Regions from separate parts of the Homo sapiens genome. Here regions 1 and 2 are each linked to region 3. Evidence: chromatin contacts called from ENCODE Hi-C or POLR2A ChIA-PET data. All regions are on one chromosome and are shown on one strand. The core of a region is the stretch at or near the end of the contact, and the rest is flanking DNA. Distances in the headings are between cores, read along the strand shown.

What was found. A loop is a pair of places that touch in the nucleus more often than their neighbours do. ChIA-PET counts read pairs that join two places held with the same protein, here RNA polymerase II (POLR2A). Pooled maps may share reads with other maps.
Region 1: a loop to region 3 is called in a pooled map, with 2.0 times the contacts of the local background. The contact joins the enhancer-like site here to the promoter of TMEM120B in region 3. A Hi-C loop is called at or near these places in 2 of 50 pooled maps. POLR2A ChIA-PET finds 5 or more read pairs at or near these places in 3 of 52 experiments (GM12878, HepG2 and WTC11).
Region 2: a loop to region 3 is called in a pooled map, with 4 times the contacts of the local background. The contact joins the promoter of KDM2B here to the promoter of TMEM120B in region 3. A Hi-C loop is called at or near these places in 1 of 37 single-sample maps with no recorded cell type and 6 of 50 pooled maps. POLR2A ChIA-PET finds 5 or more read pairs at or near these places in 9 of 52 experiments (H1, MCF 10A, WTC11 and 4 more).

The regions. Positions count from the first base shown.
Region 1 is chr12:121,499,089-121,503,838 of GRCh38, reverse strand. All of the region lies in intron 11 of KDM2B (lysine demethylase 2B), which reads left to right. Among named protein-coding and RNA genes, the nearest start is that of MIR7107, 57 kb to the right of the region's middle. RefSeq lists enhancers at 2,496-3,194, 3,584-3,643, 3,674-3,733, 3,744-3,843, 3,195-3,894 and 1 more. Within about 2 kb of position 3,500, at least 8 of the 41 ENCODE cell types and tissues checked have a DNase peak (open chromatin) inside an H3K27ac peak, as active enhancers do.
Region 2 is chr12:121,579,194-121,583,677 of GRCh38, reverse strand. KDM2B (lysine demethylase 2B) reads left to right here and starts at 2,655. Exons shown (of 23, transcript NM_032590.5): 1 at 2,655-2,892. The coding sequence starts at 2,767. It overlaps KDM2B-DT (KDM2B divergent transcript), which reads right to left and starts at 3,167. Exons shown (of 4, transcript NR_183427.1): 1 at 2,415-3,167. RefSeq lists enhancers at 1-558, 559-1,494, 2,430-3,365 and silencers at 2,935-2,984, 3,065-3,374.
Region 3 is chr12:121,711,370-121,715,872 of GRCh38, reverse strand. It overlaps TMEM120B (transmembrane protein 120B), which reads right to left and starts at 3,121. Exons shown (of 12, transcript NM_001080825.2): 1 at 2,909-3,121. The coding sequence starts at 2,977. RefSeq lists silencers at 2,650-2,779, 2,960-3,009, 3,020-3,279.

The sequences.
Region 1 (4,750 bases), core at 2,251-4,750, 210 kb after region 3:
TGGGTGAAACTGCAGTGTCCTCACTATGATATGGGCATAACAGCAGGGACCTGTGTCACTGAATTACTTTAAGGAACAAGGAAGCCATGAACATAGGTTGCAGCTAAAGGTGAGCCAGGCTGGCTTTGGCCAGCTACCCACACTTCCCCTGCCCTTTCTCTTTCCTTCCCCCTTCTCACCTCTCAGCAGCCCCCTCATCCCCCCTCCAAGTTAAAGATTGCTGTTTAGGCTGTGCACAGTGACTCACACCTGTAATCCCAGCCCTTTGGGAGGCCAAAGTGGGAGGGTGGCTGGAGCTCAGGAGTTTGAGGCCACCCTGGGCAACATAGTGAGACCCCAGTCTACAAAAACAAAACAAAACAAAACAAAAGGAACAAAAAATTAGCCAGGAGTAGTGGCATGCGCCTGTAGTCCCAGCTACTTGAAAGGCTGATGCAGGAGGATTTACTGAGCCTAGGAGTTTGAGGCTGCAGTGAGCTGTGATGGCACCACTGTACTCCAGCCTTGGTGACAGAGCCAGACCCTGTCTCAAAAAAGAAAAAAAAAAAACAAAACACCACAGCCCGGGCGCAGTGACTCACGCCTGTAATCCTAGCACTTTGGGAGGCCAAGGCAGGTGGATCACCTGAGGTCAGAAGTTCGAGACTAGCTTGGCAAACATGGCAAAACCCCATCTCTACTAAAAATACAAAGATTAGTTGGGCGTGATGGCGCACGCCTGTAGGCCCAGCTACTAGAGAGACTGAGGCAGGAGAATCACTTGAACCTGGGAGGTGGAGGTTGCAGTGAGCTGAGATTGCGCCATTGCACCCTAGCCTGGGTGACAAGAGCAAAACTCTGCTCAAAAAAAAAAAAAAACCCACAAAAAAACCTGATTTCCTTTTTTAAAAAAAAAATTTTATTTTTTTTACCAAGATGGAGTCTTTTGCTCTGTCACCGAGGCTGGAGAGCAGTGGCACAGTAACAGCTCTCCATAGCCTCGACCTCCTAGCTCAGGTGATCGAGGTAGCTGGGACTACAGGCATGCGATACCATGCTCAGTTCATTTAAGTTTTTTTTTTTTTTTTTTTTTTTTTTTGGTAGAGATGGGGGTCTCGCTCTGCTGCCCAGGCTGGTCTCGAACTCCTTGGCTCAAGCAATCCATCTACCTCAGCCTCTCAAACTGCTGGGATTACAGGTGTGAACCACCTCATCCAGCCAGGTGATACCTTTTTTTTTGAGTCCGAGTCTCTCTCTGTTGCCCAGGCTGGACTGCAGTGGTGTGATCTTGGCTCATTGCAACCTCCGCCTCCTCGGTTCAAGTGATTCTCCTGCCTCAGCTTCCCAAGTAGCTGGGATTACAGGCATGCGCCACCACGCCCAGCTAATTCTTGTATTTTAATAGAGGTGGGGTTTCGCCATGTTGGCCAGGCTGGTCTCGAACTCCTGGCCTCAAGCAATCTGCCTATCTCGGCCTCCCCAGGTGCTGGGATTACAGGTGTGAGCCACTGTGTGGCCAGGTGTTCTTTGAAGACCAAAAGTTCTGCATTAGACCGAATCCCTGTGCCATCTGTAAACCAGCCGAATGCTCTTGAGGAATGCAGTAAAATGGAGTACTTGGAATACAGCATCATGGTCATGAGGACTCCGTGAGGTGACACTTTAGCACAGGGCCTTTAATAGCTCAGCAAACTAGAGCCAAAAATTTCAGACACCATAGAATGAAAACAGGCCGGTGCAGGGTCAAATGTGCGAGCCTGTGAAACCCATGACTGTGGAAGGTGTTCACAGCTTTTTTCTCTTGAGGTCGTCAGTTCCCGACCCTGGAACACACCTGTTCATTGATGCGGCCTCTTCTGGGTCTTACTGACATGTAGAACAGTGAGGTGTAAAGCCCAGATCACCAGCGCAGTTGGCTTTTTAAAATCATCACACTCTCGGCTAGGCACGGTGGCTCACGCCTATCATCTCAGCACTTTGGGAGGCCGAGGCGGGCGGATCATGAGGTCAGGAGTTCGAGACCAGCCTGGCCAACATAGTGAAACCCCATCTCTACTAAAAATACAAAAAAATTAGCAGGGCATGGTGGTGCGTGCCTGTAATCACAGCTACTCTGGAGGCTGAGGCAGGAGAATCGCTTGAACCCAGGAGGCGGAGGTTGCAGTGAGCTGAGGTTGTGCCACTGCACTCCAGCCTGGGCGACAGAGCAAGACTCTGTCTCAAAAAACAAACAAACAAAAAACAACAACAAAAAATACCAAGTATGTTATTTAATAGTCCTGGGGGGCCAGAAGTCAGAAATAAAAGAGTCAGCGGGGCTCTGCTCGCTCCAAAGTCTCTAGAAGAGAATCCTTCCGGGCCTCCTCTGGTTTCTGGCAGCTCTTGGTATTCCTTGGATGTGGCTGCATCACTCCAGTCTCTGCCTTCATTTTCTTTTCTTATTTTTGGTCTTTGTATTTATTTTATTTATTTTTTTGAAGACAGAGTCTTGCTCTGTGGCACAGGCTGGATGGAGTGCAGTGACGTGATCTTGGCTTGCTGCAACATCCGCCTCCCGGGTTCAAGCAATTCTCGTGCCTCAGCCTCCCAAGTAGCTGGGATTGCAGGCAGGTGCCACCACACCCATCTGCCTTCATTTTCTTGTAGATTTCTTCTTTGTGTCTCTGTCCAAATCTCTCTTATTATAAAGACACTTGACATTGGGTTTAGGGTCTACCCTAAATTCAGGATTATTTCACCTTGAAAATAAATTTTTTTTTGAGATGGAATCTTGCTCTGTTGCCCAGGCTGGAGTTCAATGGTGTGATCTCGCCTCACCACAACCCCCGCCTCCTGGGTTCCAGCAATTCTCCTGCCTCATCCTCCTGAGTAGCTGGGACTATGGGCATGTGCCGCCATGCCTGGCTAATTTTTGTGTTTTCAGTAGAGACAGGGTCTCACCATGTTGACCAGGCTGGTCTCGAACTCTTTGCCTCAAGTGATCCGCCCGCCTCGGCCTCCCAAAGTGCTGGGATTACAGGCGGGAGCCACTGTGCCTGGCCTGAACACATATTTTTTGGGACACAATTCAAGCTACTTCAGATGGGTTTTCACAGACGGTGGGGCTGGGATGGAGGGAGGGTACTTGAGAGACCCCAGGTGCGTTGATGCCTGGTGGGTCTCTTTCCCCATAGAAGGGGGCACCCCGGAGGGTGCTGGTTCCCCAGAGCAGGAGTTCCCCAAGCTGCGCCTCCCTTTGCCGGCCTGTGGATGGCGATTCTTCCCTGATGCCTGCCTTGTTTTCACAGTGGGATATTTTTAGTCATGGCATGGAGGGAGTTTCTGATTATTAAAGCCCCAGCCTAGGAAGCAGTGGGACCCGAATCCATTGTTAACTAATTATCTCTTTGAGAGAAGTTGGCATAAAGGGCCGCCCAGGCCCAGCCATCCCTTGTCTGTGGTTATCTCGTCAGGTCCAGTACGGGGCAGTTTCCCGCAGAAAGGGTCCCACGGTTGGATCTTTCTCTTCGAAAACCTGCCCTGGACTTTCGGAGGGGACGGGCGTGTAAGGTGTAACCCTTAGGGGGCTGAGCTGGTGAGGGCACCCAGCCTTCCTTATATCTGTGCTGCCGAGAGCCCCAGGGAGTGTATAAATTCAAGCAGGGCCTAGGGAAGCCAGTGACATGATTCCCTCCAGCACAACCTATTTCTCAGAGATGAAATCTCCAATTAGAATAATCTTCTTTTCCCGGAGCCTGTCATACACAAATGAAAATTCTTCCCTGAGGGACAGAGCCCAGGGCGCCCCCTGGTGGCCGCAGGGGGGCCACACACAGAGGGAAACGGGAGGTATGAGTGTGAGATCCTGGGCTCAGGGCACTTGGGGAAAATTCTTTTTATTTTTAATTATTATTAAATAATTATTTTTTTTTGAGTTAGAGTCCCATTCTGTCACCCAGGCTAGAGTGCAGTGGTGCGATCTTGGCTCACTGTAACCTCTGCCTCCGGGTTCAAGTGATTCTCCTGCCTCAGTCTCCCGAGCAGCTAAGACCACAGACGCGTGCCACCATGCCTGGCTAATTTTTTTGTAGTTTTAATAGAGATGGGGTTTCACTATGTTGGACAGGCTTGTCTTGAACTCCTGACCTCAGGTGATTTGTCCACCTTGGCCTCTCAAAGTGCTGGAATTACAGGCGTGAGCCACCACACCTGGCCATTATTATTATTTAGAGACAGAGTCTCCTACTTTTGCCCAGGTTGGAGTGTAGTTGTGTGATCATAGCTCACTGCAGCCTCGAACTCCTGGGCTCAAGCAATCCTCCCACCTCAATCTCCCCAAGAAGCTAGGACTACAGGTGCACACCACCATGCCCAGCTAATTTTTAAATTTTTTTTGTAGAGATGGGATCTCGCTGTGTTTCCCAGGCTTACCAAGAACAATTGTAATTAAAAAAATTATTGGCCGGGTGTGGTGGCTCACGCCTATAATCCTAGCACTTTGGGAGGCCGAGGTGGGTGGATCGCCTGAGGTCAGCAGTTCAAGACCAGCCTGGCCAACATGGTGAAACCTGTCTCTACTAAAAAAAAAAAAAAAGATACAAAAATTAGCTGGGCATGGTGGTGTGTGCCTGTAATCCCAGCTCCCCAGGAGGCTGAGGCAGGGAGTCGGTGGAACTGGGGAGGTAGAGGCTGCAGTGAGCTAAGATTGTGCCACTGCACTCTAGCCTGGGCGACAGAGCAAGATTCCATCTCAAAAAAAAAAAAAAAAAATTTATTGACTGGATGTGGTGGC
Region 2 (4,484 bases), core at 1,406-3,905, 130 kb after region 3:
TGGCTTACGGCTGTAATCTCAGCACTTTGGGAGGCCGAGGTGGGAGGAACACTTGAGCCTAGGAGTTGGAGACCAGCCTGGGCAACACGGCAAAACCCTGTCTCTACCAAAAATACAAAAATTAGCTGGGCATGGTGGTGCACTCCTGTAGTCTCAGCTACTTGGAAGGCTAAGGTGGAGCATTGCTGAGTCCAGGAGGTGGAGGTTGCAGTGAGCTGAGATTGTGTCACTGCACTCCAGCCTGGGCAACAGAGCAAGACCCTCTCTCAAAAAAAAGAAAAGAAAAATCAGGAGTTATGATAATCATATATGAATATGAGAACAACTTCAATTTCTTATCAAGATTCTGGTTTCTGAGAGCTACATCCAGTGTCCACCCTTTCCTTGGGAAGCTGCAGGTCCATCGTCCTACCCAGCCTCGAGTATGCCCCAATCTGCATGCCCCACGCTGCATCTTCTTTTCTCTAGCCTCTCTGTCTTTGGGCACAGAGTTGCTCAATCAACCTTTGATGAATGAAGAATGAATGGGGGTAACTCAGGCAGGATTTGACTGGGCCCTTTGTAAGATCGAGCAGGAGGGTCCAGGAAATAATTATTATTATGTTTCCAATACAACCGGCCCGGTGTTTTCCTGCAAGAAAAAGTACATCTCTGGGGTAAGCACCTTCACCTTCTCTCTTCCCTTACCTACTCTCCACTTCTCTGGGACAATTAGTCAACACTGGGAGCTCCAGGGTCTTGGCCCTTCCCCCTTTGGTCCAAAATAACCTCCTCCCCCACTTTGAGCAAATGCTTGGAATTCTTTCAACTGGAGGACAAAGCCTTTCATCTGCCAATTACTGATAAAGAGAAAATGCAAATATCGAGGGGGAAGGTGATTCATCAAGGGCCCAACATTTATTGAGTGGCCACTTAGGACCCGGCAGCAGGGCAGGCATTCTGGGGGAGGCCAAGGGGAACAAACCCCCGGCTGGCCCATTCTTTTCTCGTGTTTGCGGTTTCCTCGAGGTTTGTAAAGGGGGGGGATTAAATGAGGTGACTACCCAGCCCCTTCCCACTCTGACAGGCCAGGAACTCCTCGTGGAGGTGATAGATGGACTTAACTGTTTTTATACTAAGGTGGCTGCCATTGGACCTTTTTCTGATGCCAGCTTTTGGGGCCACTATGAGGCCACTTGGAGAGAAAGAAGGGCCTCAGGGAGAAAAAAGAATTAATTAGATGAAGCATTCTATTATATATTTTTTGCTTTATTTCACTTAATTCACTTTGCGTCACTCTCCAGCCCATGCAGCCTCCTTTGAACATGTTTATTTCATTATGGGGCAGTAGTGAGGCTGGTAAGTTACTAAAAAAAAAAAAAAAAAAAAAAAAAGCACGTGATGGCCAAGCCAGGCTCCAGTGTGAGCCCTGGCAGCGGCACATACGCGCTATGTGATCCTGGGTGAGTGGCTTTGCTTTTCTTAGTCCTAATTTCCTCCTTTGCAAAATGGGAACGAACAAGACGATTTCCCTTAAAGGGTTCTTGTGAGAAAGACAGGAACAAATAAAATGGTCCATGGTTCTGGACGGACTGAAGGCAGAACCGGCAGCACTCACACGAAGGGCTACTGATTGCACGCAGCAGCCAACGTGGGCGATTTCAGTTTGGAAACAAATTTTGATGTTTCCCAGCCTCATCCCTGCTTAAAAGATTTTTACAGCTAGTGAACATGAATGAAAACAAACTTCAAAGAGTAGCCTTTGAGGATGGGTGGGAAAGACTACAGTCAGATAGGACAGGAAACTTCTAAGGTGAGTGAGGGGGAAGCTGTCTCTTAGGACGGCCAATACGATGCTGATAGTGACATCGTATCTCCTGGTGGGGAAGCCACGTCCTCCCCACAGGTCTGTCTGATAGCCTGGGGACCATATGGGAGCACAGCAATCATTCAGATTCATAATTTCTCTGAGCTTCAGTTTCCCTATCTGCAAAATGACCTGCTCCAAGTATCCCACAGGGTTATGGCAGAAATAAAATGTCAGGCTCAAAGCCTGCTATCTACAATGTCCCTTTATCGTCTCCCTCTTGCCATGTCATTTTATCAGCATCTTTACCCGCAAGATCAGGCCTAGCAGGGCGCCACAGCTGGGGCTGGAGGAATGTTTAGGGCTAGCTTTTCTCAAGCCAAGTCGACCTGACTGTTGCTCATGATGGGAGGACAAGACAACCCAGGACCAGTGCTGGGGTAGTCAAAAACACTAGTAAGTGGACAGGGACCTAATGACACCCATGTATGTACGGAGGGTGCCGATACCTCCGCTAAGAAGCCCTGTAGGGGCTTCATCAAGGGCACTAGAGTTCCCCCCACCTATCCCAGAGCACCATGCACCTTTCCACCGACTTGTCTTCTATAAACTACCAACAAGGGCTTACCCTTCGCTCCTGTGCGGGCTGCGTTAGGAGGCGCCAGATCCAATTCTCTGCGTCTTTCGCTCCTGAGCATCTATCTGCTCCCCTTGCCGAGCGCAAGAACCTTTAAAAAATGTCCAACTTCTGTTTCAGGGCTGGTCGCCTAGTAAAGGAGTCCACAGAGGCGGGCAGAATGAATGAATGAAAGGCAACGTCTTCCGGTCAGCTGCGGACTGCAAAGGCTCTGGTCTGGCTGTATTTCCTGTACGTGTGTGTGTCCACATCTTTGAGTGCCGGGAGTTTAAAAGTTAGGCAGTCCTTATAGGTATGGAAGCCGAGCTAATTTCCTTCTGAGCCCCCCAAATGCCTCCTCCACATGGCGGGTCCGCAAATGGGGGGATCTGCAGAGGATCACCCCCCACGAAAAAGACATGCAGCAGAAAAGCAAAAAAAGAAAACAGTTATATATACAAAATGCTTTGAATTTGAGTCGGCCACACAGGTAATGTTGGGGGAGGGGTGGATGAAAGAAGAGGAAGAGGGGTAGCCCTGGGCAATGAGGGCAGGAACGGAGGTGGGGGGTCGTTTTTGGGGGTGCCAGGCCCCGGGGGCTTTCACGCCAGCATGCTCGGCTTGCATTTCCGCGCCTCCCGCTGAGGCCAGCCGTGCAAATCTGCACCTCCCTCCCCGCCCCCTCCTCCTTCCCTCCCTCCCTGCCCCGCCATCTCCGGGATGCGCCCGCCGCCTGCAACTCGGCCCTCCAAAAGTCAGCTCTGCACACAACTCCCGGGCGGCGGCGGCGCCTGCGTGCAGAGGCGCACTCGTGACCCAACAACAAAACAGCGATGCCACGGCGCTAACGGCGCCCGGTGCCTCCCGGGCTCCCTCCCCGCCCCATACCTCCTCGGGCCGCCGCCCCCACCCCCCCAAGCCCGGGCCGAGAGCCCCCCCAAATAGCCCGGCCGCGGGCTCCGAGCGCGATCGGCAACAATGTTTACGTTCCGGGGATTATGACGTCGACGCCTCCCCCCCCCCACAACTGCTGAAAATGGTTTCCTAGGACTTTGCAAACGGATCTGCCTAAGTGTTGGTGCAAAACTTTGTAGATCTCGGCTCTGGCTTGCTTTATTTATTTATTTTTTGGTTTGTTTTCTTTGGTCTTCCCTCCTTCCCCCCTCGGCCAAAATGCAGGGGGCAGGAGTGTTGACAATTAATTGGTGAACTCTCCTAAAAAAATGGAGGCAGAGAAAGACTCTGGAAGAAGATTGGTGTGTAGCTTTTTTTTTTTTTTTTTTTTTCCAAATCTGTATCTGGCATATGATAGATCTTTTTTTTTTTTTTTTTGGTTGTTTCTCGCTGCCTTTTCTTTCCTTTTCTGTATTTTGCAAGAGGACCGGGAAAAAAATATAATAAATTGCATGCAAAAGGAAGCAAGCTGCTTACTCCTCCAGCCCCTTGTGAGGCTTAGAGTCTCAGACACTTAAGTGGGGAGGTGGTATCGGGGAAAGGCGTGGAGGGGGGCTGAGCGGGCTCGGGGTTCGCCCGGAATCTGGGGGGCTGAGGGGCCGGGCGCTGGGCGGTGGAGGGAGGAGGCAGGGGGATGCGGGGAGTGGTGGGGGAGTCTCCTTAGGAAGTGAGTGTGCGCGCGCGCTTGTGGGGAGATGAGGCAGCTGCTGGTGCGTTTTGGGGTCTCCGATCCGAGCTTTGTGGCGGGCCGTCTGCCTCTCCCCCTTCCAAGCCCCGATTCTCCTCCCCCCACCTCCTCTTCTTGCACTGGCGGGCGGGCGGCGGGGGCGGCTGGGGTCTCAGCCCTTCCATTTCAGCTTTCCAGCTTCCCCGGTAGCTCGGGGGCGGCTCCAGCTTTAGAAATGCCGCCGGCCCCCGGTTCCGGCTTCCCGGCTCTGCCGCCGCGGCCGCTGGGGCTGCTGTTACCGCCGAGCCGGGCGCCGCAGCGGCTCCTCCTGGGGCCTACATTTGCCCCGCCAGCCCGTGTCCGGAGCCCCCTTCGCGGGTTACATAACCAGGCTCCCGGCCGAGTGGGCGAAGCCCAGCACATTTCGGGGGCGGGGGGCAGGGGAGGGTCCCCAGATGTCC
Region 3 (4,503 bases), core at 1,872-4,371:
GAGAGGGGCCTACCAATATTTAGAGAACTAAATTATGGCCCCAACTTTACCACTAACTAGCTGTGTGGCCCCCGTCCAGGGAATCAGCATGCCCAAGCTTCAGTTTCCTCATCTGTGAATTGAAGATGTAGATGGCAGTTTCTGCTCCGATCTATGATCTTGACACCGGGAGCCATCCCTGACTGGCCCCTGACCCAGCAGGTGACCACCAAAGCCTGCAGCAAGCAGGCTCCCTCTTCCCCAAAGTAGGATGCAGTCCCTTCTAGTTCCCCCATCATGAACCGAGCAGGAGGCATCAGTTTCCACTCACTCAGACCTTCTTCTACAACCCTTGCTGTGCACCAGGGAACAAAATCAAGAATTGATTCCCAATCCCTTTGTCCCTAACATACCTCAGCATCTGAGGACCAAGTCCTAAGAAAGAGTCAAACAACTCCTTTGCAACCTCTGCCTGCCAAGACTTGCTATCTAATTGCTGTTAATTGCATTAATTGCACAGCTCTTAAGTGTTGTTGCTGTTTTTTGTTTTGTTTTGTTTTTGAGACGGAGTCTTGCTCTGTTGCCCAGGCTGGAGTGCAATGGCACAGTCTTGTCTCACTGCAACCTCCCCCTCCCAGTTTCAAGCAATTCCTGCCTCAGCCACTCGAGGATCTGGGATTATAGGTACATGCCACCACACCCAGCTAATTTTGCATTTTTAGTAGAGACAGGGTCTCACTGTGTTGGCCAGGCTGGTCTCAAACTCCAAACCTTGTGATCCACCCGCCTCGGTCTCCCAAAGTTCTGGAATTACAGGCATGAGCCGCCGCGCTGGGCCTCACTCTGAAGTGTTAAGACTCTTCCCCCTCCTCCTCCTTGTCTAAGGCAAAGCAAGGGACAGGAATTATGAACAACACAAGCTTCACACAGCAAACCTCTTCTCTTCTCCCATTCCCAACCCTAACACCCACTTGGTTCCACAGCTGACCATGACCTCCGAGCCCAGTAAGACAAAGCATTAAGAAGTGGCTGAGGACCAGGCACGGTGGCTCACTACTGTAATCCCAGCACTTTGGGAGGCCGAGGCAGGCAGATCACGAGGTCAAGAGATTGAGACCATCCTGGCCAACATGGTGAAACCCTGTCTCTACTAAAAATACAAAAATTAGCTGGGCATGGTGGCGCGCACCTATAATCTCTGCTACTTGGGAGACTGAGGCAGGAGAATCGCTTGAATCCGGGAGGCGGAGGTTGCAGTGAGCCACGATCGTGCCACTGCACTCAAGTCTGGTGACAGAGCAAGACTCTATCTCAAAAAAAAAAAAAAAAAAAAAAAGAAGTGGCTGAGGGCCAGGCACAGTGGCTCATGCCTGTAATCTCAGCACTTTGGGAGGCCGAGGTGGGTGAATCACCTGAGGTCAGAAGCCTGGCCAACATAGTGAAACCCTATCTCTACTAAAACACAAAAAAATTAGCCGGGCACGGTGGCGCACACCCGTAATTCCAGCTACTCAGGAGGCTGAGGCAGAGAATGGCTCGAACCCGGGAGGCGGAGGCTGTAGTAAGCCGAGATCACGCCACTGCACTCCAGCCTGGGCGACAGTGAGACTCTGTCACAAAAACAAAACAAAACAAAACAAAACAAGAAGTGGCTGAGTCTTCTCCGTGGGAGTGGAGCCAAAACAGTCCCCTGAGAACCGGATGGGACCCAGGCCCTAGAAGAGAAGGCATCAACCTACACATGCTGGACAGGTCGAGATGTGTCTAGGTCCCTTCCCCTCTATTCATGCCTGAAAGGGCACCCCCATTCCTGCCCCGGCTCTCCAGCAACCCTCTGTCTATTGATCAGAATCTACAACCACGTGTCTAGAAAGACCCATCAGAGACACCCTTGGCAACCTCCTCTCCCCTCTGCACACTGTAGGAGGCCAACTGAACTGCAGACAAGAGGTACATGGACAGGGACAATGTCACTGCTCCAAATGAGAGGACTGGGGTGATAGTGTGCAATGTAATTTCAGGCAAAGCCAACCCCCCGAAAAACAATCCCGTGACTGGAGAGGGAACAGCCCTGTCTTCAAAAATAGTCACCGAGTCCCTCTTGGTCAACCCCAAGGTTTCCTGAGGCGTCTCTAGTCAACACGGTAGGTAGCTGGGGCCTCTCTGAACCTCTTAGCAGGAACAACTGCTGCCAGGACCGCTCCCCACACCCAGCAGCAATGCCATTCTCTCAGGGGACCCCCGCCTTACACCCGCCCTCACTCCACCCCGTGTAAGGCTCCGGGCCAGAAGGATAGAGCTGGGAGTTTCCCCTATCACTGGGTGAGGCTACTCAGCTGTCCGAACTGACAGATGCTCTCCACGCCAAAATCAGCCTGCAGCAGCGTCAGAGCCCCCAAAGACAGGAAATAGGGGTCCCTAATCCCCAAGCACAACCTAGAGGTTCAAGGTGAACAGCTCTTAAGTACACCTCCCAAAACAGAGCTGCAGGATAGTGCTGCCCCGCCAGAGCACGGGGTGGGAGCTGAGCTACCAAAAGCAGATGGGAGGGGGCGGGGTGAGATCTGGGGAGACCCTGCAGAGGTGGGGGCTGGGCTGTTCTCTTTGAACCACCCCCACAGATGAACACGCCTGGAACTTGCCTCAGAGGCCACAGACCAACTTTCTGCAGCGAAGGGGGTGCGTGGAGCAGAGAGCCAGTGGGAGGGCGGCGGAAGAGGGGGCTGCGACCCGGCGCCCCACGTGGACGAAGAGCTGAAGCGCCGGGTGATGGGAGGGGGCTGGTCCATGCCTCCCGTCCGCCCCCAGGGCCTCTCCGGGGCACTCCCTAGGCCCTGACTGTCCCCACCGCCCGGGCCGGGGGGCTCAGGAAGGGCAAGGCGCTGCACCGCGGGCAGCAGAGTTGCGGGACCAGGTGGCCTGGCCCTACCTGCAGTTCTTGAAATTCTCCCTCCAGCTCGTGCCATTCGCGCTCGCAACGCTCCAGCTGCCCGGACATGATGCGATGGTGCAAGGCGGCGGTGCCGGCGGCTGCTCCCGCAGCGCTGCCCGACCGGCCCCCCAGCGCCCCACGCCCGCGCGCTCGCCGACCGCCCTCGGAGGCACCAGCTGTTCCTGCGCAGCCAGAGCCACGCGCGCAACTGACGTCACGGCCCCGCCCCGGCGCCCGCCCCGCCCCACGCCTGGGAGGCGGGGCCGCGCGTGCGCATGTGCCCCGCCCCGCCCCGCGTGCGGCGTTCCGGACCGGGACATGGCAGGCTCGCAAGGTCTTTCGGGGTCTGTTGCGGCCCCCTTGGCAGTGCCTCTGCGCCTCCAGAATCTGTCTCTTCCAGGAAGAGTTGGGGGACTTGTCTGCAGGTTGCATTTGCAGAGATTATTTGACTTAGATTGTGTGTTTTGGGGGTGTCTAGAGTTTGGGGAAAGGAGATTTGGGGGAGGTGAAATGAAAGCTCACCGGCCCCTGGTCATTGCCTGACTTGAGCCCAGGCCAGCGCCCCGGAAGGCTGGCGCTGACATCGACCATCCAAAAAGGTCGGGGGCCGGGCGGCGCAGCGCAGAGAGGGCACGGTCATTTCACGTTGTCATTATTATGTGCTGCAGCTAATACATCCTAGATTCCTGCCCTCTAACGCTCTGGGTGACGTTCTTAACAGCTGTTTCTGTCGCTCAAGGGACAACCGCCTCCAAGCTGATTAAATCCAGTTCTGTCCCCTCCTCTGCCAAGTCCTGCAAGAACTGCCCCTGCCTAGCTTTCCAGTCCCTTCTATCTCACCGCCCTGGACTCGTACCCTCCAGCCATTGCTTTTTCTCTTCCTGACCTTGCATGGAACTTTCTTCCCTCTAAATCTTCATACGATGTGCCTTTTTTTCATCATTCAGGCCTCAGTTTCAAATGACACCTGTGTTACTTTACTTTTTTATCTTTCTTTTTTCTTCTATTTTTATGGGTGTTTTTTTTTTTTTCTGTCGCCTAGGCTGGAGTGCAGTGGTGTGATCTCAGCTCACTGCAACTTCCGCCTCCCGGAATCAAGTGCGTCTCATACCTCAGCCTCTGGAGTAGCCAGGTTATACCACATCCAGCTAATTTTTGTATTTTTAGTAGAGGCGGGGTTTTGCAGTGTTGGCCAGGCTGCTCTCGAACTCCTGACCTTAAGTAATCCGCCCGACTTGGCCTCCCAAAGTGCTAGGATTACAGGCATGAGCCACCGTGCCCGGCCCCCTGTGTTCGTTGCTAAAGCTGCCATAACCACAACCTGGGTAGTTTAAACAATAGAAATGTATTCTCACCAACGGGGGCAACATAAGGAGACCTTGTTTCTACAAAAAATTTACAGATTAGCTGGGTGTGGTGGCACGCGCCTGTGGTCCCAGCTACTCCGGAGGCTGAGGTCCAAGAATTCCTTGGGCCTGGGAGGTCAAGGCTGCAGTAAGCTATGATTGCACCACTGCACCCCAGCCTGGGTAACAGAGCGAGACCCAGTCTCATAAAGAAAGAAGGAGGCCGGGCGCGGTCGCTCACGCTTG